6 separate regions of the Homo sapiens genome follow, and all the other regions are linked to region 1. Evidence: chromatin loops called from intact Hi-C (ENCODE). Cell type or tissue: CD14-positive monocyte. All regions are shown on one strand.

What was found. A loop is a pair of places that touch in the nucleus more often than their neighbours do. Peaks named below come from ENCODE experiments on the same cell type or tissue, not always from the same donor. Only the 100,000 strongest peaks of a DNase experiment are listed, where the experiment ranks them.
Region 2: it touches region 1 in a loop (2.1-fold over the local background); 2 of 110 quality-filtered maps call a loop at or near these places.
Region 3: it touches region 1 in a loop (3-fold over the local background); 2 of 110 quality-filtered maps call a loop at or near these places.
Region 4: a loop joins it to region 1, with 2.4 times the contacts of the local background. A loop is called at or near these places in 4 of 110 quality-filtered maps.
Region 5: a loop joins it to region 1, with 2.4 times the contacts of the local background. A loop is called at or near these places in 4 of 110 quality-filtered maps.
Region 6: a loop joins it to region 1, with 4 times the contacts of the local background. A loop is called at or near these places in 5 of 110 quality-filtered maps.

The regions. Positions count from the first base shown.
Region 1 is chr3:72,099,005-72,104,004 of GRCh38, forward strand. LINC00877 (long intergenic non-protein coding RNA 877) reads right to left here and starts at 1,451. Exons shown (of 7, transcript NR_104116.1): 1 at 1,165-1,451; 2 at 900-1,006. RefSeq lists an enhancer at 729-1,569. In CD14-positive monocyte, no CTCF peak of the experiment used is centred here; DNase peaks (open chromatin) are centred at 627, 1,427, 1,937, 3,317 and 1 weaker place; H3K4me3 peaks cover 3,316 bases; H3K27ac peaks cover 4,484 bases.
Region 2 is chr3:71,903,313-71,908,312 of GRCh38, forward strand. No RefSeq gene overlaps it. Among named protein-coding and RNA genes, the nearest start is that of PROK2, 120 kb to the left of the region's middle. RefSeq lists an enhancer at 4,350-5,000. In CD14-positive monocyte, no CTCF peak of the experiment used is centred here; DNase peaks (open chromatin) are centred at 2,269 and 3,879; H3K4me3 peaks cover 1,510 bases; H3K27me3 peaks cover 3,698 bases.
Region 3 is chr3:72,029,502-72,034,501 of GRCh38, forward strand. No RefSeq gene overlaps it. Among named protein-coding and RNA genes, the nearest start is that of LINC00877, 68 kb to the right of the region's middle. In CD14-positive monocyte, a CTCF peak has its summit at 2,140; DNase peaks (open chromatin) are centred at 2,240, 3,170, 3,500 and 4,390; H3K4me3 peaks cover 1,047 bases; H3K27ac peaks cover 3,068 bases.
Region 4 is chr3:72,041,364-72,046,363 of GRCh38, forward strand. The region is part of intron 6 of LINC00877 (long intergenic non-protein coding RNA 877); the gene reads right to left. Among named protein-coding and RNA genes, the nearest start is that of LINC00877, 57 kb to the right of the region's middle. In CD14-positive monocyte, no CTCF peak of the experiment used is centred here; DNase peaks (open chromatin) are centred at 1,568, 1,988 and 2,368; H3K4me3 peaks cover 615 bases; H3K27ac peaks cover 2,583 bases.
Region 5 is chr3:71,970,553-71,975,552 of GRCh38, forward strand. No RefSeq gene overlaps it. Among named protein-coding and RNA genes, the nearest start is that of LINC00877, 130 kb to the right of the region's middle. RefSeq lists a silencer at 3,531-3,713. In CD14-positive monocyte, a CTCF peak has its summit at 3,037; a DNase peak (open chromatin) is centred at 2,999.
Region 6 is chr3:72,267,845-72,272,844 of GRCh38, forward strand. No RefSeq gene overlaps it. Among named protein-coding and RNA genes, the nearest start is that of LINC00870, 120 kb to the left of the region's middle. RefSeq lists enhancers at 1,164-2,363, 2,226-2,475. In CD14-positive monocyte, no CTCF peak of the experiment used is centred here; DNase peaks (open chromatin) are centred at 1,797, 2,367, 2,787 and 3,627; H3K4me3 peaks cover 2,322 bases; H3K27ac peaks cover 4,103 bases.

The sequences.
Region 1 (5,000 bases):
GCAAATCCTGAAGGAGCCAACAGGGGGGCAATCAGTCCCTCCTGGAAGGGGGGCCTGCATGGGGAGCTCCACATTCACCATAAGCTCCCCAAGAAACAGGCTGCCCTCACATCCTTTCTGGGGCTCTGCTTTTGGGAGAGCCCAGATAAAGACACTGGGTGAGGTACTGCCAGGGTCAGCGTCCCAGGGCACAGAGAGGATAGAGAAGGGCAGAGAACAGATTTGGGGCTTGAGGGCAGCACATCCATTCAACAAGCACAGCTGACATCCAGTGCTGGAGGCCCAGAGGTGCCCAGTGTGTGCAAGACTGCCCTCCTGCCTCCTCACTGAGTGGACACCCTCCCCCTCTTCCAGCACTCAGAGGACCCCGCCCAGGAAAGCCTTCCTGCTTTTACTAGGGAGGAACAGAAACTGCTTGATCTCCCCGACAAGCGCCACCTGAGCTAGAGGGGAGTAAAATCTACCCTCATTTGGGGACCGTCTCATTTACATCTTTTACAACGTTAAACAGAAGAAAGCATCACTTAGCAGGTGCCCACCCTGATATCCAGCACCACCCTTTGCATTTGCTGTGATTACCTCCTTTAACACAGGTGGAAAATGTGACTCAGAGAGGTTAAGTAACTTACCCAAAGTCACACAGCCAAAACCCAACAGAGCCAGGATTTAGAGACATTCTGATTGACTTCATATTCCATGTAGATGGCACTATGAGGCACTGTCTCAGAAAGTTTTCTGCACACGTATTCCCCCATCCTACTCCCCAAGGCAAAGCAGAAGGCTGGGCTCTGGGTTTTTCTGGCTTGGGATGCCTTAATCAGACCTCCAGCCCAAGCCAGTTTTCAGCGGCTTCTCCCGCGTTCCCAGCCTGTCTTCAATCACGCCGCAGCAGCCCCTACCTTGTTCATCACCGGCTTTCCTTCTCGTGCCTCCTCTAATTTTGCTCCATATCCTTTATGATGAACCATTGCATGGAGGGTGATTTACAACCTCCACTCTCATCTGCCTAGGGTTTAAAAAAAAAAAAATAGAAGAATTAAATTGGATCAAGCGCTCCAAGATCCTGTCTCTGACTTCAGCCTCTCTCGTTTACCCAGTGATGCATCACGCTGTGTTCTAATGGCTTCCTAATGGGCAACTTAATCTGTCATTAAACCCACTCACCAAGCGCCCCTTGCCAGACTCCTCGGCCATTGGTCTGCTTGCTGAGCCACGGCGTCTGTGGGGTGGCCCCGTCCTCAGATTGGCAGGGGTTCTAAAAGGAAGCGTATCCTTTCGTCTGGGGTCCCAGGCTCAAATGCCGACGGGGCCAGAGAGGTAAGAAAGGTGAGCAGGGCTGGGGGCTGGGACTCTGCGGCCGTCTAACGGGCAGCCCCTGCTCGGCCCCCCTCATCGCTGACTTATGGGGATCTGGGCCCAGAACTTCCCATTTCTTGACACAAGTCGGAGATGTAGAAGTGTATGTATAATCTTCCCCTTTTAAAAATGTCAGCATCTATTTAAAAACATTTTTTTTAAACACTGGGCAGGCCAAATAAAACATGGCAGCCGGCAGCTTTGGTCCCCACTGTCAACTCCTTCTCAGAGAGACCCCGAGATACCCCCCTGTGCTGCTCCCAGTCCCGGAGATTTCCTACAGCTCTGCTCAGCACGGGTAAGAGAATAATAAATCGGTCACTTCACTATCCAATTAGCAGCTGTTGCTCCCCGCTGGAGGAAGAAAACAAACAGGAAGACCCTGCCCTGTTTTGTTTAGGATCAAACTCGCCTCTGTACCACCTACCGGAGGGACTCTGGGGTTTGAGTTCTGGGGACAAGCGCGTGCCCCTGCCTCCGAATGAGCTCCTTTTACGTGTGAGTCCTGGGCACAAAACCACAGCCACCACAAGCCGCGGATGCTTCCCCAGCGGGCCCCGCGAAGGGAAACTCCGTGCAGGGGCAAAGCTGAGTTTTGCAACCAGTGAGCGGGAGCCCGGGGGGCGTGGCCAGGCTGAGGGGATGCGTTGTCCTGGTAACCCGTAACTTCCAGAACCATCCATCCTCTGGGGACTTCCTCTATGGGGCTGAAGGGCTTTCTTTCAGTCTCTCCTCAAGCCCTGTCAACATCACAGCAACATATTCCCTTAAATTCCTGAAAAGGTGCCACACTTGAGAGGCAGTGTAGAGTGTGAACCCTGGAGCCAGACCACACAGGATTAGGTGAAAGGCACTTAGCTTCCGCGGGAGCTGGAGCAAGACATTTAACCCCTCCAGCCTCAGTTTTCTTATCTGTCAAGTGGAGATCATAGTTGTGCTGACCCTGAAGGTGAAGATTAAATCAGTTAACATACGTAGCACATCCCCTGTAGTTCCTAGGGCAGGGTAAGTGCTATGTAAGTGTCAGGAATGGTAATAATAATTTGGGGGAGCATCCGCTGTCCTCTTAGCTCTGAGAGATAGAGGCTCATCAATCTATGGGATCTCACATTAAGACATAGTTGAGCTGTCTCTGGGATGCCAAACTCCTAGAGTTTATCACTTCCCCCCTCTCCATGTATTGTATCCTCTCCCCTCCATCAACTCTTTGGAACTGTGGAAAGTTCTACCCCTTTCCAAACCCAACTCCAACGATACTCCTTCATACCACACACAATGTTCTTCACCCTCCTCTGAACTCATTTTATGCTCTATTGGCACACACACAAGAGCACTTATCACCATTTGCCTTAGACAGTAGCTATGTGTGGATACGATTTATCTCACTGGAGACCGTGACCTCATCTTATTTTTTATATCCCCCGTCGCACTGTGTCTTCGACATAATAGGTGTTAAGTCAATATTTGCTAAAGATATGTTAAGTGAATAAATGAATTAGATTCCCTGAAACAACCAGGGAGATTCACCTGGAGGAAGTCTGAAGTTTGAGAGCTTAGAACTCTCAGAATGGACTTGAACTTGGCCAAGGAAATCTCAGGGGCTATCAATAATAAGCAATAATTATAATAAATAAGAAAATACTAGCATTTATTGTGTGTCTGCTGACTGCCAGATGCTGCTCTAAACTATTGACACGGACTATTTTCTGGAATTTTCACACCTGTCTGGTGAGGTTTGTTCTACTTTTGTCATCTCACAATCCCAGCCAAGGATGCTGCAGTTTAGGGGAGTGGAGTAATGTTCCTAAGACACAGCTGGCCAGTGGCAGAGTACGGATTTGAACCAGGTAATTTGGTTCCCATGGAAGCAAATATTTGAGCGCATACACTTAATTAGGGAAGTGGCCCTAGGGAGCACTGGTAGGGGGATGAGGAAGTGAAACGGAGGGAAGGAAGTAGAGTGAGAGTTTGTTCACAAGCAGGTCATCTCTGTGTGCAATGAAGCTCATTCCCACTGGGGACTACGGGGAGACTGCAGAATAGAACCTGCCTCAGAGCCATCATCCCAGAGGCTAGGGAGCATGGGCATTTACCCAATTCCCTTCATCTTTGGTTGGGGCTGCTCTTGGGGACAACCCCAGGCACTTCCAGCCTGGCCAGTGCATGGACTGAGCATGCTCCTGTGGCCAGAGACAGCCCCAGACAGAGTGACAGGTTTCTTCAGTAAGAAGCTGGTGTTGCGTACAGCAATGGTGAATGCCAAAGGCAGGAGATAGGGGGCCAACACCATCTTCTACATCAGGGGGCTGGTTCCAGAGGCATTCCTCTTTCCACCAGCCCGCAGTCCAGCTCTGCTCACAAACAGATTCCTTCCTTCCCTCCCTCCCTCCCTCCCTCCCTCTCTCTCTCTCTCTCTCTCTTTCTTTCCTTCTTTCACAGAGTTTCACTCTGTCACCCAGGCTGGAGGGCAGTAGTGCGATTTTGTCTGCCTCCCGGGTTCAAGCAATTCTTGTGCCTCAGCCTCCCGAGTAGCTGGGATTGCAGGTGCCCCGCCACCATGCCCAGCTAATTTGTGTATTTTTAGTAGAGACAAGGTTTTGCCATGTTGTCCAGGCTGGTCTCGACCTCCTGAGCTCAAGCAATCCACCCATCTCGGCCTCACAAAGTGCTGGGATTACAGGCATGAGCCACCATGCCTGGCCCAGAAAGCCCACACTTTCTGATGTTCTTGTCTGGGCAGCAGATGCCTCCTCTAGGCGCACTTTAGCCTATTTTTAGTCTCATTATTGTTTCCATAGCCTTGGTGTCCTATTTTGTACTCCTTAACACACACATATATATCACAAACATAAACTTCTACGGGGCAAGACCTCCCTTCTGGAGGAAGTAAGCAAAGCCTGGAAGGTTGAAGCACCTTGATGAGAACCACCTGGATGGCTCATGGCAGCGCAGTGGCCAGGCCTTAGCATCCAGAGAGTCAGACATGAGTTTTGTTTTATTTTTATGTATTTGTTTATTTGGGGGGTAAAAATATTGTCCTGTTGAACAGCCTGATGAATATTAGAAATGAGCTCTTATTGGTGAAATTTAAAAAATTCTCAAGACACATGGATGGGCTTAAACCTTTTGGAGCTGTGCCACATAGACATGCAGGTAGGTAGGCTGCTTCCCTAATACTGTTCTGTTTTTTTAGACGGAGTCTTGTTCTGTCACCCAGGCTGGAGTGCAGTGGCACAATCTCCGCTCACTGAACCTCTGCCTCCCGGGTTCAAGCGATTCTCATGCCTCTGCTTCCCGAGTAGCTGGAATTACAGGTGCACCACCACACCAGCTAATTTTTGTATTTTTAGTAGAGATGGGGTTTCACCATGTTGGCCAGGCTGGTCTTGAGCTCCTGACCTCAGGTGATCTGCCCGCCTCGGCCTCCCAAAATGCTAGGATTAAAGGCGTGAGCCACTGCGCCCAGCCCCTAATACTATTCTGGCACATGGGTCATGGAAGAATAGAGAATAGCCCACCACGAAGCCCCATGCCCACTTCATTTCCCCTCCTGACTTTGCAGACAGCCCTCCTGCAGGCAGTATAGGCCAGAAGTGAAGAACTTGGAGAACAAACAGACCTGGGTCCAAATCCTGGTTGGATCT
Region 2 (5,000 bases), 200 kb before region 1:
CTGCAGGGTAAGCTGGCAGCCTGGAGAGCCAGGAAGACCTACAGTCTGAGTCCAAAGGCAGTTGGCTGGCAGAGTTCCTTCTTACTCAGGGGAGTAAGTCAGTCTTTGTTCTATTAAGTCCTTTGACTGATTGGATGAGGCCCACCCACAATATGGAGGGTAATCTTTTTACTCAGAGTCCACCCATTTAAATGTTGGAATCTCCGCCAGGCGTGATGGCTCACACCTGTAATCCCAGCACCTTGGGATGCCATGGAGGGCGGATCACCTGAGGTCGGGAGTTCGAGACCAGCCTGGCCAACATGGTGAAATCCTGTCTCTACCAAAACATACAAAAATTATATGGGCGTGGTAGTGGACACCTGTAGTCCCAGCTACTTGGGAGACTGAAGCAGGAGAATTGCTTCAACCGGGAGACAGAGGTTGTAGTGAGCGGAGATAGAGCCACTGTACTCCAGCATGGGTGACAGAAGAAAGACTCTGTCTCAAAAAAAAAAAAAAAAAAGAAAAGAAAAGAAAAGAAAAAAATGTTAATCTCATCCAAAAAACACCTTCACCTTCTTCACCAAAAAACACCTCAGAATAATGTTTGTCCAAATATCGGGGCACTGTCGCCCAGCCAAGGTGACATAGAAAATCAGCCATCATAACCCCTGTTGTGGATTTAGTTACGTTCTTTGGAAAATATACGGTGAACTCCTAATTCCCAGTACCTCAGAATGTGGCCTTGTTTAGATACAGGTCTAGGGACATGTAGACCTGTATGTTGCAGACATTTAGTTAAGATGAAGTCAGACTGGAGTAGGCTGGGCCCTTAATCCAATGTGACTCATGTTCTCAAAAGCAGAGGAGACACAGAGCAGAAACGGCCAAACGAAGACACACAGACACAGGGAGAAGGCCGTGTGAGGACAGAGGTGGGGACTGGGGTGTGCTGCCACAGGTCAAGTGGGAGAGGTGAGAAAAGATCCTCCCTGGAGGCTTCAGAGGTGGCACCTTGCTGACACCTTGATGCGAGGCTTCCAGTCTCCAGAACTGTGAGAGAATATGTCGTGTTAAGCCACTCAGGGTGGGGTACTTTGTTATGGCACCCCTGGGAAACTGATACAACTGCTATGCTATGGGGGTCTCTCAACAACCCAACCCTTAGGGAGTTTACACTCTTGGAGGGGTGGACAATCATCACGAGCCTCATGAGATTCACAAAAGACCCTTTCAGTGCCACGCTTGCAGGGTGCAAGTTTTATGCATATGGTGGCCACCTTCCCTGCTGGAAGGGTCAGGACTCAGAAAAGCAGCACCTTTAGAAGATCTTTACTATTGGGGTTTTATTATAGGGATTTGGCCTTTTGCAGTCGTAAGAGCTGGTTCCATAGTCCCAGCTGTGTGGCAGCCCATGTCTGTGTCTGATACAGGAACCTGAAGTCTGCAGGCCAGGCCTTTGACTAAGGAAAGATGGGCAGAAAATGGGGGAAGAAAGATAAACTGAAATCCTTGCAGTGAATGTCCTGGCGGAGGTCAGACACTGAGGCCGTGGCAGAATGGACTCAGCATCACCCGACTTGTCATTGAGGGTCTTTCCATTATGTCATGGTGCCTCTTTAGAAGCCTGGAACTTTTTTTCTTCCAAAATAAATCTCGAGGGCTTCACTAGATCTGTAGGAACTAGAAAGTGTCAATACTCAATGAGCTTTAGTTAAAAAGTGATCTTCTTCTGGAATGAAATACAGCAAAATGCATATAGTAGTTATGAAGTTTAAGGACTTAGAGTAATACAAAAATTTCCTATTCTGCTATGTTTTCTAAATTTCCTATAATGATCGAGAATGCATTTAAAAATGAAACTTAAAACAACACTATTATTAAAAGGAAAAAGAGAAGCCTTGATGTTCATCTACGCTGGGTATCCTTCTCAAGCAGGACAGATATGAACTTGCTGGTTAGCTGGTCCTGGCTGACAGTTATTTATTTTGAGACAAGGTCTTGCTTTGCCACCTAGGCTGGAGTGCAGTGGCAGCCTCAACTGCAGTGTCAACCTCCCGGGCTCAAGTGATCCTCCCACCTCAGCCCCCCAGGTAACAGGGACTACAGGTGTGTGCCACCATGCCCAGCTAATTTTTGTATTTTTTGTAGAGACAGGGTTTTGCTATGTTGCTCAGGCTGGTCTCAAACTCCTGGGCTCAAGCGATCCTCCTGCCCGAAGTATGGGGATTACAGGCGTGAGCCACTGGGCCTGGCCCTGGCTAACATTTAAAGCAAGTAGGAAGCCTGTGGTTTTAGAATTTGAGGAAGTTCAGAACCCACATTTCGAAATTACATGTCTAACTTCTGGTCTTATTTGAATGTCTACTTCCTTCCCCCTCACCTTTCAACCTCTGTTTTACATAAGGATAAGGCAGGTTTAGGACCAGATTAACCTAACCAAGGAAGCGTAGGAGTCCTTAGATCCATAATTTGGTTGGTTTAACATTGGGTCAGTACCTGCTGGCTTCTGAGTCAATCATGTATTGGTGCTAGTAACTAAGTTACTAAGTAACAGATTCTATAGCCCCCTCTTCTTCCCCATCCTTTCCTGAAATTAGCCCAACTTATTCCTCCAGACCTGTGTTTTTCCTGATTCAGTCATTCATTCCATCAACATTTACTGAGCTCTTACTGTGTGCCAGAGACTATGACAGGCACTGGGATGCAAAGATGAAAATGGCATGATCCTGGTTCTCAAGGGGCTCACAGATACATCATCAACTCCTCTGTAACAGAGGCTACATTTGAGTGAGCAGTGAAGCCCATTTGTTAAGTCTGGGCTTAGCTATCATACTGCTTGGATTCAAATCCTGACTTCACTTCTTTCTGGCCACATGACTTTGATGAATTTTTCTAGTCCTCATCTGTACATTATAGGCAATAAGGGTGGCAGTACAAGTAGCTAATCTTCGTTGTACCCTTACTAGGTTCTAGGCCCTGAGCTCTTTCATGTGGATTATTACCTCCTTTAATCCTAACCCTTGAGAATATGTTTATTGTCCCCATCTTCTATATAAGCAACTTAGGTTTAAGAGGGTTAAATTATTTACAAGCAAAGTGGTTGGTGGGGATGAGGATGCCTACCTGCTGTGTGTGACAAGCCCCGGGCCTGTCCAACTCTATCTCCTGGGGCAGCACCCACCTGGCCCTTGGCTCTGAGCTCCAGGGGTCAACAATGACATGAAGTACAGCAATCCAATGCAAACCACAAAACCCAAGGTCCAGAGTGTATAAATTAAACACGTACCCCCTGCCTGAGAGAATAACCTCCCCGTGATTACTGCACTGTGAACAATGTTGGCCTTCAGAAGGGTTTCCTCCCTTCCTATCCTGTTCACACTCACACAGGATTATTGTCTGTTGGGCCTGTGGCAAACCCATAAGAAGAACCCACTCCTCCAGAGTGCTGGCCGTGGTTTTAGATCCAGGCTGCTGGTGCATGCCACCTGCCTAGGTACCCAGTTGCAGGATTTACTGTGCCAGGTGTGTCCCAAAACCACCCTGAGATGCTAACACTGACAGATGTGTTTCATGGAAAAATATATAGGCTGCTACACATGGGCAAGGAGAGAGGGAACAGAGAGGAGTAGGGGGAAAGGGGGGAAGGAGGGAAGGAAGAAGAGGAAGGGAGGACAGGGGAGAAAAGAGGAGGGAAAGGAAGGAAGGGGAGAAGAGGAAGGGAGGAGAGAGAGAGAAGGGCAGAAGCAGATCAGAAAGGAGAGGACTGCAAAAGAGTCTGCCCCATCCCTGGGCCTTTAAAAGTAGGAAGCAGTGAGCTGCTGTATGGTATTAAAAATTTAGTTTCAGAACAGATATTTTCCCTGTGGTCAAAGGAGGGAAGTAAACTTACAGACACGGTCTCGGTCCTGTAGGGGTTATGATGGAGGCAGAAGGAAGCGGAGACAGTGTTGAAGGAAAAAGTCCAAGTTCCACCCAGCAGGGCCAAACCCCTCTCCTCTCTTCCTGCAGAAACAATTCCTCCATGGTCACCCCTCTACACAGGAAGGTGCCCCAGCATCCACTGGACAAGTGCCACACAAGTGTGGGCTGCTGGTCTAATTGTTTGTTACCAAGGGAAGTACAGAACTGAGAGGATGGGATTGGAAACTTTTATTGCAATTTAATGCTATTGAGATAGCTGTGATCGTGGGACTTACTGGTTGTGGCACAAACCAGCTAGGGTGGTGTTGAACTTGAACTTGGAGGGTGAGTTGCATGTGGCCTGAGCTATGTGTTGTTGCTCATGCACAGACACACCATATACCAGGCTGCAATAGTTTGAGCAGTACTGTTGTAGAGGTTATGCAAATACCTCTATGGTCACTAAGTGGCTGCGCCTCTCTGAGCCTCAGTTTCCCTATTTGTACACTGGTGATAAATTACCTATGTCCAAGGGATTCTTGAGACATTAAATGTGGATGATGCACATCAAGTGTTCAGCACAGTAGCTGGCACAGAGCTTGCACTTAATTAAAGTCAGCTCTTGTCACTTGGTCATGGCGAATACAGCCTTCAAATTGGCTTGGAGCAGTGTCTCAGCACGACAGATGTCTGAAGAAATGAGCCCAGTCTTTCAGGCTTGACCCAGAGCAAGCCAGGGATCCCCAAGTACAAGACAGAGGGGCTGGTCAGCAGCCAGGGGATGAAGATGGCAAAGCTCACCCCCTTGGCTGGGAACAAGCAAATCGATGGTGAAGGAAAGCCTCAGGTCCTCAAGCGCTCTAAAAGCCAATAATAAAATTTAAAAATCAATGAGGAAGCTGACGGCAAGCCGATGACGGGGCCAGAGGCCAGGAATGATGTGTCTCCAAGTGAGGAGCAGGCAGACAGCCCAGGCGGCAGGGCTTCCAACCAGAACCCCAGACCCAGAGCCCCGAGCATCCTGGCGCAGACGCCTGGGATTTGGCAGAGATCCTGCATCCCTGGACGGCGCCTCCCCACGGATGCGGGAAGCACAAGTGGGAAATGAGGCTGTC
Region 3 (5,000 bases), 70 kb before region 1:
CAGGCACAGTGGCTCACTCCTGTAATCCCAGCACTTTGGGAGGCCAAGGCAGGTGGATCACTTGAGGTCAGGAGTTCAAGACCAGCCTGGTCAACATGGTGAAACCCTGTTTCTACTAAAAAAACAAAAATTAGCTGGGTGTGGTGGTGTGCACCTGTAGTCTCAGCTACTCAGGAGGCTGAGGCTGGAGAACTGCTTGAACCCGGGAGGTGGTGGCTCAGTGAGCTGAGATCACACCACTGCACTCCAGCCTGGGCAACAGGGTGAGACCCTGTCTCAGAAAAAAAAAAAAAAAAAAAAACCAGAAAAGATAAAAGCTATCCTTCTACACAAAGTGTAATCAAGCCGACAAAGCCATCTAGTCTTGATGACTGAAGGGCAAAGTTAAAAAAGAAGGAACTTACGAGGGTAGGGCCAATGGATGCCCACACCATAGCATTCCCTCTGCCTTTCTTTTTCTTTTTTTGGTGGGAAGGGGACAGGGTCTCACTCTGTCATCCAGGCTGGAGTGCAGTGGCACAATCATGGTTCACTGCAGTCTCAACCTCCTGGGCTCAAAGGATCCTCCCACCTCAGCCCCTAACCTTCCCTCTCCCAGTAGCGGGGACCACAGATGCATGCCACCATGCCTGGCTAATTTTTGTATTTTTTGTAGAGACATGGTTTTGTGCCGAGACTAGCTCGGTCGGGGAGACCCTAACCCAGCGGTGCTAGAGGAATTAAAGACACACACACAGAAATATAGAGGTGTGAAGTGGGAAATGAGGGGCCTCACAGCCTTCAGAGCTGACAGCCCCGAACAGAGATTTACCCACATGTTTATTAACAGCAAACCAGTCATTAGCATTGTTTCTATAGATATTAAATTAAGTAAAAGTATCCCTTATGGGTGAAGGGATGGGCCAAATTAAAGCAATAGGTTGGGCTAGTTAACTGCAGCATGTCCTTAAGGCACAGATTGCTCATGCTATTGTTTGTGGCTTAAGAATGCCTTTAAGCGGTTTTCCACCCCCAGCGGGCCAGGTGTTCCTTGCCCTCATTCCCGTAAACCCACAACCTTCCAGCGTGGGCATTAGGGCCATTATAAACATGTTACAGTGCTGCAGAGATTTCGTTTATGGCCAGTTTTGGGGCCAGTTTATGGCCAGATTTTGGAGGGCCAGTTCCCAACAGTTTTGCCACGTTGCCCAGGCTGGTCTCGAACTCCTGGGCTCAAGTGATCTGCCCACCTTGGCCTCCTAAAGTGCTGAGATTAGAGGAGTGAGCCACAGCACCTGCCCCCTCCCTTTTTTTTTTTAATTTGCTGGCAAAGTTACTTTGCAAGATGGAGGCTGAACACACTAGATACAGACATGATTTCCAGCCTCCTGTGCAGCTTATGAAGCATGCGGCCCAGGAATGGGAGCTTCTGGGAAAGGGACTCCTAGCCAATAAAAAGAGTCTCAAGAGATGAAGACTGTCCTTCAGCTGGCTGCTGTCATGTCCCATGTGTTGCCTGGCTCTGCAGCAGCCATCTTGTGGCCATGAGGCCACAAAACCAAGTAGTTAAGGATGGTGAAGTAGAAGGAGTAAGAGACAGGGTCGTTGATACCAGTGATCAGTGAGAAGGACGGTGAACAAGATGAAAGAGCTATGAATAAAATCAACCACATTTTATATTAAAAACAAAGCTAAATTTGGGGAACAAGTTGCCAAGTATACAGAAAAAGGACTAAGTAGAAGTAAGAAGCGCTGATTGATTCTTAGTCCTGATTCTAGTACTCGCCAGATGGATAATTTTGAGCAAGTTATTTAGCTTCTCTAAACATTGGGGGCTATTTATTCTATTTCTCTCAGAGCTTTGTTGGTCTGCATTGTCAACTTGTTCAAACTTGAACTATACTTCCCCAAATCCTCTTCCCTATGTATTATTAATATGTCTACGTTGAGTTGACCAAAAGAAAAAAAAACTGGCGGCATGAAGTTTGGAAGGTAAAAGTGAATCAACAGCCATTACTCTCTGAAGATCATTATGCTTGGATATAGTAAGGGACGGATGCAGAGGTATCAGCAGATCTAGTTTGTCTTCACTTTTTCCCATGCCACTTCTTTCCAACTGTCAGGCTTGTTACCAACAGTGCCCCAGGCCCCCCACGTCTCTGAGACACCAGTCTTCTACAGACTGCCTCACTGGGTTCCTCTTTGCTGTCTCACCACAGCAGCAGGATGTGCCTGCCCTCTCCTGTACTCCCTGGCAAACTCCTACTTCCTCGCTCACACAAGTGACTCAGGAGGACTGGTTGGTGGCTTTACTCAGATCCTCCTACTTTCCCTTTCGTCCCATGGTTCTCAGCTTCTCCCACAATTGTATAAGGTCTTCTTAAACCACAGCCCTATTGCATAATATTCTGGATTCAACCCTGAGTGATACAAGAATCAAATGAAATCATGGATCTAAAGCAATTAGGACAGCATCAGGCACATAAATTATTAGTTATTTTGTTATCATTATCATTGCTTTCATTGCTATTAATGCCACAGGACTTAGAGACCCTGCTTGTCTGATTGCCTCATTCTGCAGAGGAGTAAACTGAGATTCTGCCAGGTGAAATGACTTGCCCAGGGTCATGCAGCTCAATTGTGACCCAGCCAGCATCAGGACTCAGGCCTTCTGATTGCCAGTCTCACCCTTTTTCACAGACTATACCCTGCTGCACAAATGAGCCTGGCATTCTGGTTATCACCCGATCGTTATGATGCTGTGGGCTGCAAATACAAAACCTAAGTCAAACTAAACAATATGGAAGGCTTATTGGCTCATGTAACCAAAATGTTGAGAGACAAGACAGATTTCAGACTTGTTATCATAATGTCTGCAGGGCTAAGCTTCATTTCCCTAGAGTTCTCTCAACCCTCCTTTCTGCTGTATCCTAGCCCTGCCTCAACTCATAGAAGCAAAAATGGCTTCAGTAGTTCCAGGCCTTACACTTCCAAGCTACAGCTATCCTGAGGAAGAGTCTTTGTAAGCCAAAGAACTGTGATTCAATATGATGGGGCCTGTTTAGTTCACACATCCACCTTCACCCAATCTCTCTGGTGGGAGGTGGTGTGGTGGGATGAAAGGCAGTGATTGGCCTAGTCTGAGTCAGGTGCTACAAACCTAGAGCTGGCAGGATGGGAGGAAGGGGCGGGGAGAGTTCGCTTCCCTAGAATTACACAGAGCCCTAAATAGAAACTGGGGGTGGGGGTGGGGGTGGAGGTGGAAAACTGGAAGTGAATGCTGGGGAAGCAACATTTGCAGAGGGAGTGTTACATTTCTTGCCCTAGTATCTTTTCCCAGTGCTCTTAGTCGGTATTTGGATAAAGCCAGAAGGGCACCGTTTCCAAAAGGAATACACAGTGGTAGGTGATGTATTTAAAAGTAATGGTCACGTGATTAAATATTTATGGCCACTTAGTTTAATGTAAAACACCCATCAACCATTTCTGCTGAGTTTGTCCCATGTCCATGAATCATGGGGGTGGTGGGGGCATTGGGGCTGCGTGTCACTCCCGGTCTATGTCATATGAATTAGCCTAAAAAACTGAGTGCCATCTACCTGCTTGTGGGTAATATCCCACCATACAGAACTGTGGAGTAAGAAATCTGCCAGGTTGTAATAATGTTGTCTTTCTTGATAGCGCAGGCCAAGTAGAGAAGTAGGAAATTTTTCCTTTACCTTGAAATTTGGTTCTTTTTTGTTGGTTTTGTATCATTACAACTAATTTGACATTGTAGGGTAGGAAAAAAATAATTTTCCCTCTAATCTTCTAAGCTCTCAGCTGAGACCCCCTGTAACAAAAGACAGATTAACAAGGGTAAAACAACAGAGTGTTTTAACATTTATACCTCACAAACACATGGGAAATACCCCGAGAAAAATAAGTCACTCTCAAAGAAGTGGCCTAGAACTCTGCCTTACATAGCATCTTCAACTAGAACAAAGTAAAAAGGGCGTTGGGGAGGCAAGTTATGGGGAAGGTGACCAGGAAATGAATGGTAAAAAAAGAAGTTTTGTTTTGCAGAATTTAATTTGGTTCCTTCTCCACTGATAAGAGTTTCTTGGCCAGGTGCAGTGGCTCACGCCTGTAATCCCAGCACTTTGGAAGGCTGAGGCAGATGGATTGCTTGAGCCCAGGAGTTTGAGACCAACCAGCCTGGGCAACATACTGAGACCCCCATCTCTACAAAAAATAAACAAAATTAGCTAAACATTGTGGTGTGCGCCTGTAGTTCTAGCTACTCAGGAGGTCGAGGTGGGAGGATTGCTTGAGCTCAGGAGGTTGAGGCTACAGTAAGCCGTGATTGTGCCACTGCACTCCAGCCTGGGCAACAGAGTGAAACGCTGTCTCAAAAAAAATTTTTTTTTCTTGAGATTTAGTCATCCTTTTTCTGGTACAGAGTGGGAGACACCATTACAAATAGAGACTTCCTTTATAGATGCAAATTTCCCTTACAAAAGGGTAACTTCTACTTCATTTCCAGAGCTTCTCTTTTGTTGCTGTGTTTCTCAAAATAATCAGTTCAAAATAATTCTTATGCCAAGGAGGCATATTTTTGGGTGGCATATTCCAGTCCCCTACAACAAATAAATAACACACACTAACATGCACAAAGTTTAGGTTTTCAGTTGAACGAGTATTGATAATTGTATACACCTGGGTAACCACTAGCCAAAATAAGATACAGAACATTTGCTTCATAGCTGAAAGTTCCTTGATGTGCCTTCTGAGTCAATCCCCAACCCCCGTACTAAGAACCACTATGATTTCTCTCAATGTAGATTAGATTTTTATGTCTTCTTGGATTCTACTTAAATGAATGAGGTAGTATGCACTCTTTTATGTCTGGCTTCTTGTAATCTTTTTGAGATTCACTACATTGCTGTGTGTAGAAGTAGTGTGCTCCTTTTAATTGCTGAGTAGTGTTCCATTGTATGACTCTGCCATAATTTTGTTTATCCACTCCTCAGAGAATGGAC
Region 4 (5,000 bases), 58 kb before region 1:
AAAAGCAGATTAACCTTTAAGAGAATTGACAAGAATGGCCATGACTTGCCGGATTATGATTTTCATGTTGAGTTTATCTGGGCTAATATCTCAGCTTGGAGCAGCCATGCTGAGTGGAAAAGAAAGAAAGACAAGACTCAGTTTGGAAATTCAAATGCCTGCCAGGTTTGGCTGGGCTTAGGTGTGTTTTTGTCTTTTGGTCTTGGCCATCCTGGACTCCTTCCCTCCTATGGATTCCTGGGGATGCCTCCTAACTAGACTAGTACACTGAAGGGAGAGCAATTTTCCTGTCTCCTATTGAGCAGCTGCTGAGAGAGGCACGGAACTGCAGAGGGCTCCTACAGCACAGCCAAGATGCCAAACAGAAGCCGGAGACAGATGGAGCTGAACTCAGCCTGTCCTGGTCTGCCTCCTCCTCCCGAAGTGTCCTCAGTGCCAAATCCAAGACATGCAGGCTGCTGGGAGAGGCAGCAAGGACTTGCCTCTCCCTGTGGCTGGGCACAGAGGTTGCTGGCCCCAAGCAGGGATGCTCCATGATCTCAGCAGTGCCCAGCAGCCCCAGGTACACAGCAACCCAATACCAGGTGGCTAGTAGAGACCTGGTCCTGCACAGTTCACTGCTCCCACACCTGGTCAGCAAGAGCTGTCAGCATCTTAACTACTGGCAGGTGGGATGTGCCAGTGTCTTGACAAGTATCAAGAGAGACTCCATCCCAGGGAAACTGACAATGGCCATCCAAAGCTTGGACAGTGCTTGACCACAGGGCACAGATTACTGGGATTTTTTTCTTCCTTCTCTTTTGATACCTTTTCTTTTTGAAGAAAGGTAGGAGAGTGGCTCTGTGAGCATCAGTTATCATTATTAAAGGCTCTGCTGCCTTGGGGACAGTGTTATGTCTTCCTCAGGTGTCTTTCATTGCCTCTGGTTACCGACACTGGGAAATGGAAGGCACCTGTTCATGTGAGCAGTGGCCTTGTGGTCTGAGACATGAGGTGAGGAAAAAAAAAAGAAGTCACCTATTCATCCTCCCATTCATGTTTAACAGGGTTGTGGTAGGGGCTGAGTGGGACTCTGTTTTCCTTGAATAAGCCCCAGTGGTCAGCCTGGGCTAACTGCCATCATGAATGAGTCCTGGATCTCAGCAGCTTCATGCAAGAGCGGGCTTACTTCTCGCTCCCGTCTCAGTCCAATCAGGGGGTAGGGCAGCTTTCAGAGGTCTAGATTCTTTCCATCTGTGACTCACTGTTCCCAGGGCTTTGGAATGCCTCACTGGATCCTAGCATCTTGCTGAGAGTTGGGAGAGGAGAATGTGGACAACCTAGAGGGGAGGTTCCAGGGGGCAGGCCACCTGCTCTTCTCCCATTGGCTAGGCACATGTCTCTCTCCCAGGGATAGGGGGATGAGAAATGTGGTTGAGCCCAGGCAGAAGAGGAGACTTCAGCAAGAGTCTCTTAACACAAATGGCAGATGCAGAGCTGAGAATAGCAGATACCCACTACCCTGAAGTCACAGTAGAGATTCTGAGTATCAGAGTGAAGGCGGTACTAGCTATTGTGCCACGTAGCATTGCCCAAGGTATGCGTGCAATTCAGATCCTTCAATGTGCTTCACATAAATGAATTTCCTTGAGCAGATATGTTTGGAAAACAATGAAAAAGACATGTTTCCTCCTGGGCATTCACATTGTGTGGTAGCATATGAAGGCTCTGACAAGTCCTGCATTAAAGAAAATCTATCATTATTTAAAACATTTCCCACAAGTACTTGACCAGGGACGTGTCATTATTTTTCTGCTTGAAAATCTAGTAACAGTTCTTAGAATCAATGTTCTAAGGGACATAGTTTAAAAAACAGACCTAGTACAATCCTACCTTTTAGAAAATATGTGTATTTTTGGCACACAAGTGCATGAGGCTCAGAATGAGGATTTGACTTACCCAAGATCAAACAGCTTGCCTCAGGAGGAAGTTGCAGGCCTGCGTTAGGTCCCAAGTAGACTGCTCATTTCCCCAAACCTCTCAAATTAGGTCATGACCCCCAGGAACATGAAACTGGCCAGTATATAAGCTACAGATAAGGTACAGCATGAATACAGCACATCTTCTGAGGCGGGGGCGGGGGGTGCTATTTATCCATTCATTTGGCAAATAAATGAATAAACTGTGCCTCAGTTTTCTTACCTATAAAATGGGGATCATGGAAAGATCATGCATTTAAAAGGACTTAGCCCAGAGCTGGGGACTGTGTCTAAAAATAGACAAGCCTGGCCTCTCTCTTCATAGAAACTGCAGACCATAAAGGAGACAGATAGTTAACTAAAAAAATCATGAATTGTGCAAGTACTAAGCTGAAATTGCTCAAGAGACTGATAGTGACAAGTCAGTAGTGGCTGCTGTGGATGGGATGGTCCCAGAGAAGGTTCTCTGAGGGTGTGATGTTTCCACCAACACCTGAATAATAAGGGGGACTTACTATAGCAAAGCAAAAGAAGAGCCCAGTACAGGCATTGCACATAATAGATGCTCAGTAACTATTAGTTAAATGAATGAATGAACAAATGAATGAGTTGTGGATTGGGGTATAATGTGATATTTTGAGGTTTTCAGATAAAACACCTTGAAGTAATATCATCTTTACAACCTCAAAACACTGAAAGTGTATGTTTTCTCTTCCCACTGCTCTCTGCTGATAGGGTTAATTCAGTAGGAAAGTTCAAGATGTCTGAGAGTAGGTGATCTCAACCTTGGCATGACTGGCATTTGCCTGGGTAGTATGTCTCAGGGATTGTAGGATGTGGCGCAGCATCCTGGCCTCTACCCGTTAGGTGCCAGTAGCCTTCTCCTTGCCCCCTAGTTATGACAACTAAAAACATCACGAGTGGGGGACAAAATTACCCGTAGGTGAGAACCACTGTCCCAGTGTGATTGGACCTATTCATCTTAAACATGGGAAATGTGGACCATAAAATCGCCAAACCTCCTCTCTTTCCTCCTCATATCTGTGGCCTCCCAGAATTTGTGGCCCAATACCACAGGAATGGCCCAAGTCCACATGTCATCATTCAGCACAGCAGCAGCTTTCCTGGCAGAGCGGTCCCAATGAGCCATATGTGTGCTTCTGTCTCCTCTTTCCCATGCCCCAGAAAAGTCCAAGTTAATTTCCAGCCATCCCATTATGACTTCTCCAGAAAGAAAGGAAGTTTCCTGGGTTTGCATTCCAGCAGAATTGCAACCTAAGCTCTTTGTACTTTTTGACATCCTGTTTCTGATTTCCGTGCTGGGCTTAAAGTAGGGAATAAACACTTTTTTGAAAGCTCTGTGCATTCCAGAGAAAATCACCCAGCAGGCTCTAAAGAAGAGAGAGGATGCAGGGACATGCTGGTGGAACGTTCCGTGCTTGCCACTGGGTGTAGAAAGAGAAAGAGCCCCAGGGTGAGCTACATGCAGGGAGTTGGGGGAAGAGAATGTGGACAAACTAGAGGGGAGGGTCCAGGGGGCAGACCACCTGCTCTCTTCCCATTGGCTAGGCACATGCAGAGACATGTGCCTAGCCAATGGGAAGAGAACATTATTATATATAACAGTAATATATAATTACATATAATAATTTATATTATATAATAATTATTATATAATATAGCTATATATAGTTATATATTATATAACTATATATTATAGTTATATATAATATAACTATATATTATAGTTATATATAATATAACCAAATATAATAGTTATATATAATATAACCAAATATAATAGTTATATATAATATAACCAAATATAATAGTTATATATAATATAACCAAATATAATAGTTATATATAATATAACTAAATATAATAGTTATATATAATATAACTAAATATAATAGTTATATATAATATAACTAAATATAATAGTTATATATAATATAACTAAATATAATAGTTATATATAATATAACTAAATATAATAGTTATATATAATATAACTAAATATAATAGTTATATATAATATATAACTATATATAATAGTTATATATAATATAACTATAATATATAGTTATATATAATATAACTATAATATATAGTTATATATAATATAACTATAATATATAGTTATATATAATATAACTATAATATATAGTTATATATAATATAACTATAATATAATATAACTATAATATATAGTTATATATAACTATAATATAATATAACTATAATATATAGTTATATTTAATATAACTATATAGTTATATTATAATATAACTATAATATAGTTATATATAATATAACTATAATATAGTTATATATAATATAACTATAATATATAGTTATATTATATATAACTATAATATATAGTTACATATAATATATATTATTATTATATATAAGCTATATTATATAATAATTATATATAACAACATAACTTATTTTATATTTAAATATAAATATAATATATATTTTAAAATATAAATATAATATATATTTTTAAATATATATATGTTTTTAAAAGTAGGATTGTACTAGGTGTGTTTTTTAAACTGTGTCTCTTAGAACATCGACTCTAAGAAATGTTAGTAGATTATCAACCAGAAAAACGATAGCACATCCCTAGTCAAGTATAGGGGAATGAGAAATGTAGTCTAGCCAAGGTAGGACAGAAGCCTTCAGCAAGAGCCTCTTAACATAAATGCCGGCTACAAAGGTGAGATTAGCAGATGCCCACTACCCTGAAGTCACAGTAGAGATTCTGAGTATCAGAGTGAAGGTGGTCCTAGCTATTGTGCCATCCAGCATTACCCAAGAGAGTGTGGACAACTAGAGAGGATGCGGTTGCCAAAGCAGGAGAGAACATGTTCACAAGATACGGCTCTTCACTTGCTGGGGGTCTCTGGCAAGTCACTTAAACAGAGACTCAGTTTCCTCATTTGTAAAAGGTGAAAGATGCTACTGTTACTCGTGGGTACTGTTTACGTACTGTGCTAAGCACTATGTTTTAATAATTCTTGCCCTATA
Region 5 (5,000 bases), 130 kb before region 1:
TGACACATCTAAGCATTAACTCACTCCATCTTCACAACTATTGTTAAAACAGTTATTGTTTTACACATAGAGGCATGCACACACACGGGAATGTCACATGAAGATGGAGGCAGAGATTGCAGGGATGCTTCTACAAGACAGAGTGCCAAGGATTGCTGGCAACACCAGAAGCTGGAAGAAGCAAGGAAGGATTCTCCACTGGAGCTTTGAGAGGGAGTGCAGCTCTGCCAACACCTGGATTTCAGACTTCTGGCCTCCAGCACTGTGAGAGACCAAATTTCTGTTGTTTTAAACCACCCAACTTGTGGTCCTTTGTTACAGCAGTCCTAGGAGACTAATGTACCTTCCAAACTAGATTGTAAGCAACAATACGGCTTCGGCCTGCCTCTCTGTCTCTGTCTGTCCCTCAGGACATGTGCCTTGGAGTCTGAGCCGTGATGTAAGAAGCTCAATGACCGGGAAGCCACCACACTGAGGTAGAGATAGAGACCCCTAAGGAGCCCCAGCTGTTTGAGTCTTCTCAGCCCAGCTACAAGACACATGTGTGAAGAAACTTTCAAGACAGCTAAGCCCTAACTGCCATCTGCCTGTACCCTCATGAAAGACCCTGAGTGAGAACAGCCTGGCGCAGCCCAGCTGAGCCACCCTCAAATTTGTGACCCACAGAGACAGTGACAGATAATAAATGATTACTGTTGTTTAAAATTTTACTTTTTATTTTAATTGTGGTAAAATACACATAACAAGGCTGGGCAAAGTGGTTCACATCTGTAATCCTAGCACTTTGGGAGGCCAAGGTAGGCAGATCTCTTGAGCCCAGGAGTTCGAGACCTGCCTGAGCAACATAGCGAGATCCCTGTCTCTACAAGAAAAAAAAACAAAACAAAACAAACAAAACAAAAAAAAAACATTAGCCAGGCGTGGTGGTGTGTGCCTGTAGTCCCAGCTACTTGGGAGGCTGAGACAGGAGAATTACTTCAGCTCAGGAGTTCAAGGCTATAGTGAGCCATGATTCTGCCACTACACTCCAGCCTGGGTGATAGAACAAGACCCTGTCTCCAAAACAAAAACAAAATAAAAAAATCCCACATAATGGGGAATTTATCATTGTAACCATTTTAAAGTGTACAGTCAAGTAGATAGTGTTAATATATTCACATTGTTGTATAACCAATCAGCTTTTTCATCTTGTAAAACTGAGATTTCATAGCCATTAAACAACTCCCCATTCCCACCTCCCTCCAGTCAAGCATCATTCTACTTTTCATCTCCATGAATTTGACCACTCTACGCAGCTCATATAAGTAGACTCATACCATATTTGCCTTCTTGTGACTGGCTTACTTGACTTAGCATAATGCCTTCCAAGTTCATCCATGTTGTAGCATGTCAGAATTTTCTTCCTTTTTAAGGCTAAATAATATTCCATAGTATGTATATACCACATTTTGATTATCCTTTCACCTGGCAATGGACACCTGCATTGCTTTCACCTTCCGGCTGTTGTGAATAATACTGCTATGAACATCTGTGTACAAGAAGATGACTGTTGTTTTAAGTCATTAGTTCTTGCGGTGATGTGTTAAACTACAAGAGATTATTCCAATCATGCCAAGAGGATGTTGTATACCAGCCAAGCCTTCTTGCCTCCGGGCAGGATAACCTCTGCAATTCATGCTTCATGCTCCAGAGCTCCCCAGAGGATCATACTCAGGCCAGTTCCCTCCTGAAACCACCATCTGCCTGCTCGCTCTCCTGCCTGATCCTGCTTCCCTCACTCTGCTGCAGGTTACCCTGAAGCGCCACCTCCATAGACCACCTGCTCAAAAGTCCCCATCTTAGGCTCTGCCTCCAGGACACTAACTTAAGCCAGGCAATGCCACATGGCCAGGTGGTATGAGTTGTCATGAATGATTGCTGGGATGTTACAGTGATCTCACAGCATTGCCCCCAGCGATGTGATGGTTCTTGGTCATTTAAATACTTAGGTGGGTATCAACTCTGTTGAAGTGTTGAGTAGCAATTGTACTAATAGATACACTGAAGCTAAAAATAGGCTTCTCCTGATGATTGCGCTCTTTTGGAGTTAAACTACCTAACTCTGGAAGTGGTATTAACCCAGAGCAAGTCAGGCAAAAGTTCTCCGGCTGCATTGCAGAACATTTTGCATTTTGCAGTGTGTCTCCACATACATTCTCTTTGTGAGTCCTGCAGTGGTTCAGGGAGGTGTGCAAGGAGTAGTCACCTCATTTGACAGTTGACGAAAGGGGTTCAGAAAGCTTACAAGAATTGACCAAATAAACAATAGAGCTTGAACAAGAAGAGGCATGGTGTTTTGATGCCCCTTCTGGGCTCCCTGCATCTACTCTATCCTCCTCCAATCCACTCCCCATAAAGCAGCCACAGCAATACCTCAAAAACGCAAACCAGACTGTGTCCCTCTTCTTGTGACCTCATGATGGTGTCTTGTTGCACTTGGAATAAAACACAAATTGCTCCTCACAATTGAGGAGGCCCAGCCTCACGTTAGGCAGCTTTCCCCAGGGGCTGGCCCATGAGGCTCTAGCCACGCTGACCTTAAGAGGACAGCAAACAAACACACAGCAAAAGACACACATCAAACTCTTCAGGGTCTCCTGATGTCACCTCTGCCCCAAAACACTCTTCTCTGGCTCTTCAAATTGCTGCCTTCCCCATAGCTTAAATACTGTCTCCTGGTTTTAAAATACACCCGTAAATCTTTGACCCTGCTCTCTTCAAAAGGTGGAGCCTAATTGTCCTCCCCTTGCATGTGTTCTGAACTCAATGACCCACTTGTAATGAATAGAATACTGGAGAAGTGACAATAGGCGACTTCCAAGACTAGGCTATGAAAGGCATTGCCGTCTTCTCCTCATTCTCTTTCTGGGCCATTCACTCCGGGAGCAGCCAGCTGTCACTGTCGTGTCATGAGGACAGTCAAGCAGCCCTAATGAGGGCCAACGTGGTGAGGGACTGGGCCTCTTGCCAACAGCCGAGGAGGAACTGAGGCCTTTAAGAGCCACTGGAGTGAGTGTCATGATGTGATGGGTTTGCAGTGTGTCAGCTTAACTAGGCTGAACTACAGAATCCCCTTATTTGTATGTTTCCAGTTAGGGTTGGCCATGAGGGAGAGTCTCAGTGACTTGGAGTAGGGGGTAGTGGTACTGGGGGCAACAGCAATTTTGTATTGCAAATACATTGTTACTCACCTGCTGACTCACCTTGTTGATGTGATGCAGGAGCTGGGCCAGGTGTGTGTGTTCAGATCTGGAACAAATGCCCAACCTCTGTAGGATGCCCTCACCACAAAGAACATGAGTTTCAGTCTATCCTTGTGGAGCTCTAGCTTGTGCTGGTGGGGTTTCCATTTGCTTGTGGCCTTTCCTTCCTGATTGCTTGCTCTGTGGATTTCAAGGTCTAGCATCAGATGTAGGGAGAGCTTTATACCTGGAAAGAGACTTATAACCATCCCCCCAACTCTGTGATCTATATCGTTGCTACTGGTTCTGCTTGTCTGAGAGAACCCTGTTTGATATAATGAATCACCTTGGAAACAGATCCACTAGCCCCAGTCGAGCCTTTGGATGACTGCAGCTCCAGCCAGGCAACATCTTGACTACAATCTAGTGGGAAACCCCAAGCTGGGACTACGCAGATGAGCCTCTCAAAAATCCCTGACCCACAGAAACTGGGAGATAGTAAAGGTCTATTATTTTAAGCACTACATTTTTGGGGTAGTTTGTTATCCAACAATAGATAAGCTAATGCACCCACTCCTAGACGCCCTGTGGGACCATGCTCCTATGTCCCTTGCTTTATTTTCTATTATAGCACACTGCTGATTCTTTTCAGAACACTTATCACAACCTACAATCAGTTAGTAGATTTATATGCTTATTTGTTTCATATCTGGCCTTCCCACAAAAATGTCAACCCCCTGAGGGTAAACGTCTTCTCTGTCTTGTCCTCCTATAGGTCCAGCACCTGACTAGTCTAACTCCACTTCTCAGTAGCCATGAGGCCTTGGGAAACTTGCTTTCTGTGACTCAGTTTCTTCAGCCTTTGGGATGATGACAACAGTCCCTACCTCATCGGATTGTTGTGAGTGTAACATAAATTAACACTTATAAAGTGCTTCAAATATTACTTGCCCATGGTAAATATCCAGGACATATAAGTTGCTAGTATTTTTAATATTACAGTAGAAACTCAATAAACACCTACCGAGAGACTAAATGAAGGAATTAATTGATCTCTTTGTCCTATAATCTTAAGTATCCAAGACACAACTGAGAAAATCCCAGAGGCACCTAGACAGCTAAAACGGATGTCCCACAGGCTAGCAGCAAAGCCCATCTAATTAACTTATAGGCAAGCTCTTGGGCCATTACTCAGAACTTAATTACTTAATAGTCTTAGCAGATATTTATTAGTCACCTAACACATGGAAAGCATTGTGCTGGGTGCTGGGGGAAGGGGACAGAGAGACACGAAGGTGAATTGAGCTCATTACCTTTCCTCAAAAGAGCATGCTCTCTAGAGGGAAGATACAAGAGCCACCAATCACACAATTACAAAAGTGTGAGCAAGGTGGGTGGAGGTGGGATAGAGCGATGTTGACTATCAAGGTGGCCGGGCTCAATTAGTCACAATTATAACGTGCATAACAAGCTTAATTGTCTGGTTTCCTAGTCCATAATGGATTAGAAACAGCATATTAGAAGAGAAAAAAGAAGGAGTTATTGCTAGCAGCAGGTATGATGACAATGGCAAAAAGTGACAACCAACACGAATAAAGAATCAAAATTGTTAACTACATGGAAAGCAGAAATTAGATAACTGAAGCACAGTAGTTTAAAGTCATTTAGCGTGGAAGCACCTGCTACATAAAACTCAAGAGGCAGTACAGCATTGTAGTTAAGATATGGCTCTGAAGCCAGACTGCCTGGGTTTAAATACCAGCACCATCACTTACTGTC
Region 6 (5,000 bases), 170 kb after region 1:
ATTAAAAACAAGTAGCTGCTGGGTGCAGTGGCTCACGCCTGTAATCCCAGCACTTTGGGAGGCTAAGGCAGGTGGATCACCTGAGATCAGGAGTTCAAGATCAGCCTGACCAACATGGTGAAACCCATCTCTACTAAAAATACAAAAATTAGTCAGGCTTGGTGGTGCAATCCTATAATCCCAGCTACTCGGGAGGCTGAGGCAAGAGAATCACTTGAACCTGGGAGGCGGAGGTTGCAGTGAGCCAAGATTTTGCCACTGCACTCCAGCCTGGGTGACAGAGCAAGACTCCGTCTCAAAAAAATAATAATAACAAAAATAAAAACAAGTAGGTAACCAAAGCAAGACAGCAATGGGGTTGTGCATTCCAGCCCCTGTTTCTTTGTTTCTTCCCCACTCCTGTTTAACAACTGCTCCTCCCAGTCTCCCTCTCAATGTTGTCATCAGTCACCCACTTACAAAGCCCTAGGAGAACGCTATGGGCCGAATTTTTCTCCAAAAATTCACACGGTGAAGTCTTAACTCCCAGTACTTCAGAATGTTTCTGTATTTAGACATAGGGTCTTTAAAGAGGTAGTAAGATTAAATGAGGTCAAATAAGTGGGCCCTAAAGCACGTGACTGTCCGCACTTGGAGATAGGGCCTTCAAAGTAGGGCAGGCCCTAATCCACCTAATCCAATCTGACCAGTGTCCTTATAAGAAAAGGAAAATTGAATGCAGGATGAGAAGGCAGGGGTGCATGCACACAGAGGGGAGATCATGTGAGGACACAGTGAGAAGGTGGCCGAATGCAAGCCAAGATGAGAGGCCTCAAAATGAAACCAAACCTGCAGGCACCTTACTTGGACTTCTGGCCTCCAGAATCATGAGAAATACATTTCTGTTGTGTCAGCCACCCAGTCTATGGCATTTTGTGATAGTAGCCCTAGCACACTAATACAGAGGACTGTATTGTTCAATTAAGGGTGAATTTTCTTGTTGCAGGAGTTGAGAAACAAACCAACCAATCAGAGAACTGACCCTGAAAGAGTAAATCTTTTCCCAGAGAACAGGACTCTCTAGGCATGAGTGAGATACAAATAGTCTTTTCTGCCTCCTCTTCTTCCCAAGAACTGATAAGGTTGAAAGAAAAGAACTCATCCAGGGAGAGAGGGAGTAAAGGATTCTGCTACAACAGCGACACACCAGCATCATCCTGGGAGACCACCTGCTGATGGCCCAGGCCCAGATGTGAGCTCTTCCCAGGCCTGGACACCCCTACTCCCACCTGCTCACCCTCACTAAGCCACAGGTTCTTTCCCATCTTATAACTGCTCCCTGGAACATTCGGCAGCCAGAGTTAGCTAATCCAATCAGTTTAAAGGCGTTTTGCATAAGCCTGATCATAACCCTCACCTGAGCAGTGTTAAAATAAGCAGGCTCCCTGGATCCTCCCCTGGAGATTCTGATTCAGTGGGTTATTTTGAACACATTGTCCAGAAAATTCCAGTGGAGGTGCATTCGGAAAACATTAGACTAATGCCGCTTAGCAGGATGGCCTCTTTTCTGGAACCAGGGCCTTTGAATGGTGGGGCTCTTTGAAACCCATGAGAGTGCCTCTGCAGCACTGCTCTCTGAGTGACCCTGATGTGTGACCCCTGACAGAGCCATTCAGATGAAGGCTAGCGTGGATATATGGTGACCTCCCTGGGCCAGCCTAAGCCACCCTCAGCAAGGACTAAGGAATGGAAATTCCAGGATGCTGGCTGTAGTCACATGGAAAGCAGTACTTTCTGACCATCAGAGCCACTGTGAAACAACAGAATGTGGCCCTTGGGAGGAAGGGAGTTCCCCATACTTGGAGAAACCCAATGATCAAAGGATGAGCTTTGTCAAAGGAAATTGTACCTTTTACTTGACTCAGATGCCCGATAGATGCTTCCTGGAAGGACAAGAGGGTTGTTTAGAGCCTCACTACTCAAAGTGCGGACCACAGGCCAGCAGCATGAGCCTCACTAGGAGCTTTTAAAGACCTCTAACATCAACTTCATGTCCTAAAATTCCAGCCACCTTGATTCAAGGTTAGGCCCTGGCATAAAGACCCTTAAAATCTCCCCAGTTTATTCTAATGTAAAGCCAGGATTAAAAGCCAGAGAGAGCCAGAGACCCCAAGGGTACCATCTAACTAAGATAACAAGAATCTCTGGCTGGGCTGGTGGGGAATAAACTTGTGAGAGAAGGGAAGAAACATTTGTGAAAAGCTGCAGTCTCTTTTTCACTTTCTTTTCTGCTTACTTCAGCAGGAATTTGTCTCCCAGCTGCCAAAAGCAAAATGACTCAGAGAAGTGACATGACCTGCTCAAGGTCACTCCGTGGATGATGCAAGACTAGCAGGCAAGAATATCTTTGGATTCCTGCTCCGGGGCGTGACGACATCCCGGGCCACTGGGGTGGGGCTGCAAAGTATTAAAAAAAAGGAAGAAGACAAGTTTCCCACCCCTAGATACAGCCTGGCAGTTAAAGCAAGTCAAAATCAAAGTACAGCAGACATAGACATTGTAATAAACTTGTCTTGAGTGCTTACGCGTATATGCTAACCACTGCATTTTCTTTATGTGTGTCACATCATTTCATCTCTGGAACAATCTCATGAGAGACTGTTAGGTCCTATTATTAACTCATGTTTTACTCATGAGGACACTGAGGCTCAGAGTGGTGCAGTAATTTGCCCAAGGTAGCACAGCTTGTAGGTATGATAGCAGAGCCGAGATGCAAACTCAAATTCAAGAACCCAAACACCTAAGCACCGTGGACCACTGCTCTTGCCTAAAAACAGGAAGCACAGAGTGAGGGGGACCTCTGTGAAGGCTGACAGACTTAGGAAAGGCTTCCTGGGGGAAGATGCCTTTCTCTGAGCTTGGCTAGAATGGGTCAAAAAAGAGTAGGTGTGCGGGGCAGAGGTGAGGCTGGGGATGGGGAGCAACAGGCATCAAAACTGAGTGCAATCTAGGATTTAAAATTCAGGTATTCATAGCTGGCATGGTGGCAGGTGCCTGTAATCCCAGCTACTCGGGAGCATGAGACATGACACCCACTGGAACAGAGGTTGCAGTGAGCCGAGATTACGCCACTGCCCTCCAGCCTGGGCAACAGAGGGAGACTCCGCCTCAAAAAAAAAATTAAAAATTAAACAAAATCCAGCTATTGGAGGAAAGGGTGGGCTGGTAAGCCCTTTGGCAGAAAGAAGAGGCAGTTTTTGCTCTGAAGCCCTAGAGAAAATGAATTGCTGAAAAGCAGGGATGGAATAAAATGTGTCCCCTTTAGACTGCTGGATGGGTTCTGAGGTCCTGTGAGAGAGGCAGGCAGGGAGACAAGGAGCTGAGGAAGTTGTAGAAGACCCTGGGAGATGCAGGCTTGAGGAGCTTCTTCAAAGAGCCTAACCCCAGCCACCTATGTTGGGCCCAAGCTTGGCGCTGCCCACGAGTTCTGTGGTCTATTTTCATTATCATCCCACTTTACTCTTCTTACTTTGAAGGGAGGCCAGGCTAGAAAGGAAACCAGGCTCAGATGGGGTCAATGTGCTTGTCCAAGGCCACTTAGCTGAGAGGAGCCCAGCCAAGATGGGAACCCGCTTCTGCCTGACCCAACGCCCATCTCACGCGTTGAGGAAATGAGACTTCCTGCAAGGCATGGCAGAGAAAACATGTACTGTTCTCTGCTCCTTCCTGAGAATAACTCACATGCCAGCAAATAAATTTCTAAAAAGTCATAAATAAGCCTGCAAGGTAAAAAAGAAAAGGGAGAAATGCAAGAAGAGATGTCCAAATACATACGTGTGTGTGTGTGTGTGTGTGTGTGTGCATGTATGTATTTGGAGGCTGAAAACAGGTTGGATGAACTAATGTATCAAAGCTGAAAGCTGAACCAAGACAAAGGGGAAACAATGGGAAGCAAAGTGAACTGGGTCCCAGAACCCCAGAAAACCTCAAGAATTCATCAGCTCTGAATAAAAAGTGCTGGGTGGGCTGGAAGCAAGAGGATTGCTTTAAAAATCTTTAAAAATAAAATCTAGATCTCCAGGTTCCTTCCTCAACGCCAGGCAGCAAGGTGACTACCCCTCCTCCAATCCCACAGAAGAAAAGAAGTTTAACTTCTAGCCAGCTTCAGGAAAATAGGCTCTGGATTTGTGGCTTAGGGGCACAATATAGGATAAGTCTCAGCCACCTAATTCAAAGAAGGGGGATTAAATGAACTCAACACACTGAATGATGAGATATCATCCCCCTCCCAAAAAAGCCGGCTCTTATCTTGGATGACCAACTGTCCTGGTTTTCCTGAGACTGATGCATTCTCAGGGTGATGGATTTTCAGTGCTAAGTCCAGGGACGTCCTAGGTAAATCAGAATGAATTGTCACCCTTCTTCTATCCCTCTGAGACCAGAAGATGTCTTTCTGGGGAACATGACCAGCCAAAGTGAAAAGATCTGCAGAGTAAGAGGCAAGAAGCAAAAGCCCTCATGAGATGACAAGGTCCTCATTCTATAACAAAACCACCCACAACTAGGTCCTGCCCCACACACAGACCTTCTACTCAGCAGATCACAGCATGAGCCTGGTGGTTCGGGGCACAGGGCCCCTGGCAATGCCAGCTGGGTGTGGCAGAGCTGTCTGCGCACAGAGGGCATCAACAGCAGAGGCTGCCTCCAGGCACCTGGGACAGAGCATCCATTGTGCGAAACATCCCCACGGATGCCCAGAAATAGTTAGAGGAGACTCTTTGGTGGGGGTGTCACTGTGTGAGTGCTCAGTGACAAGGCTGGCAAGAGAGCAAGGGCTTATGTGGGACAAGAACAAGCTGGCAGCGCTCCTCACAATAGCCGACATCTGGAATCAACCCAAATGCCCATCAACAAGGGAATGAATGAACAGGTTGCAGTCTGTCCATACAATGAAATATTATTCAGCCATGAAATGGAATGAGGTACTGATTCTGCTACAACAAGGATGGACCTCAAAAACA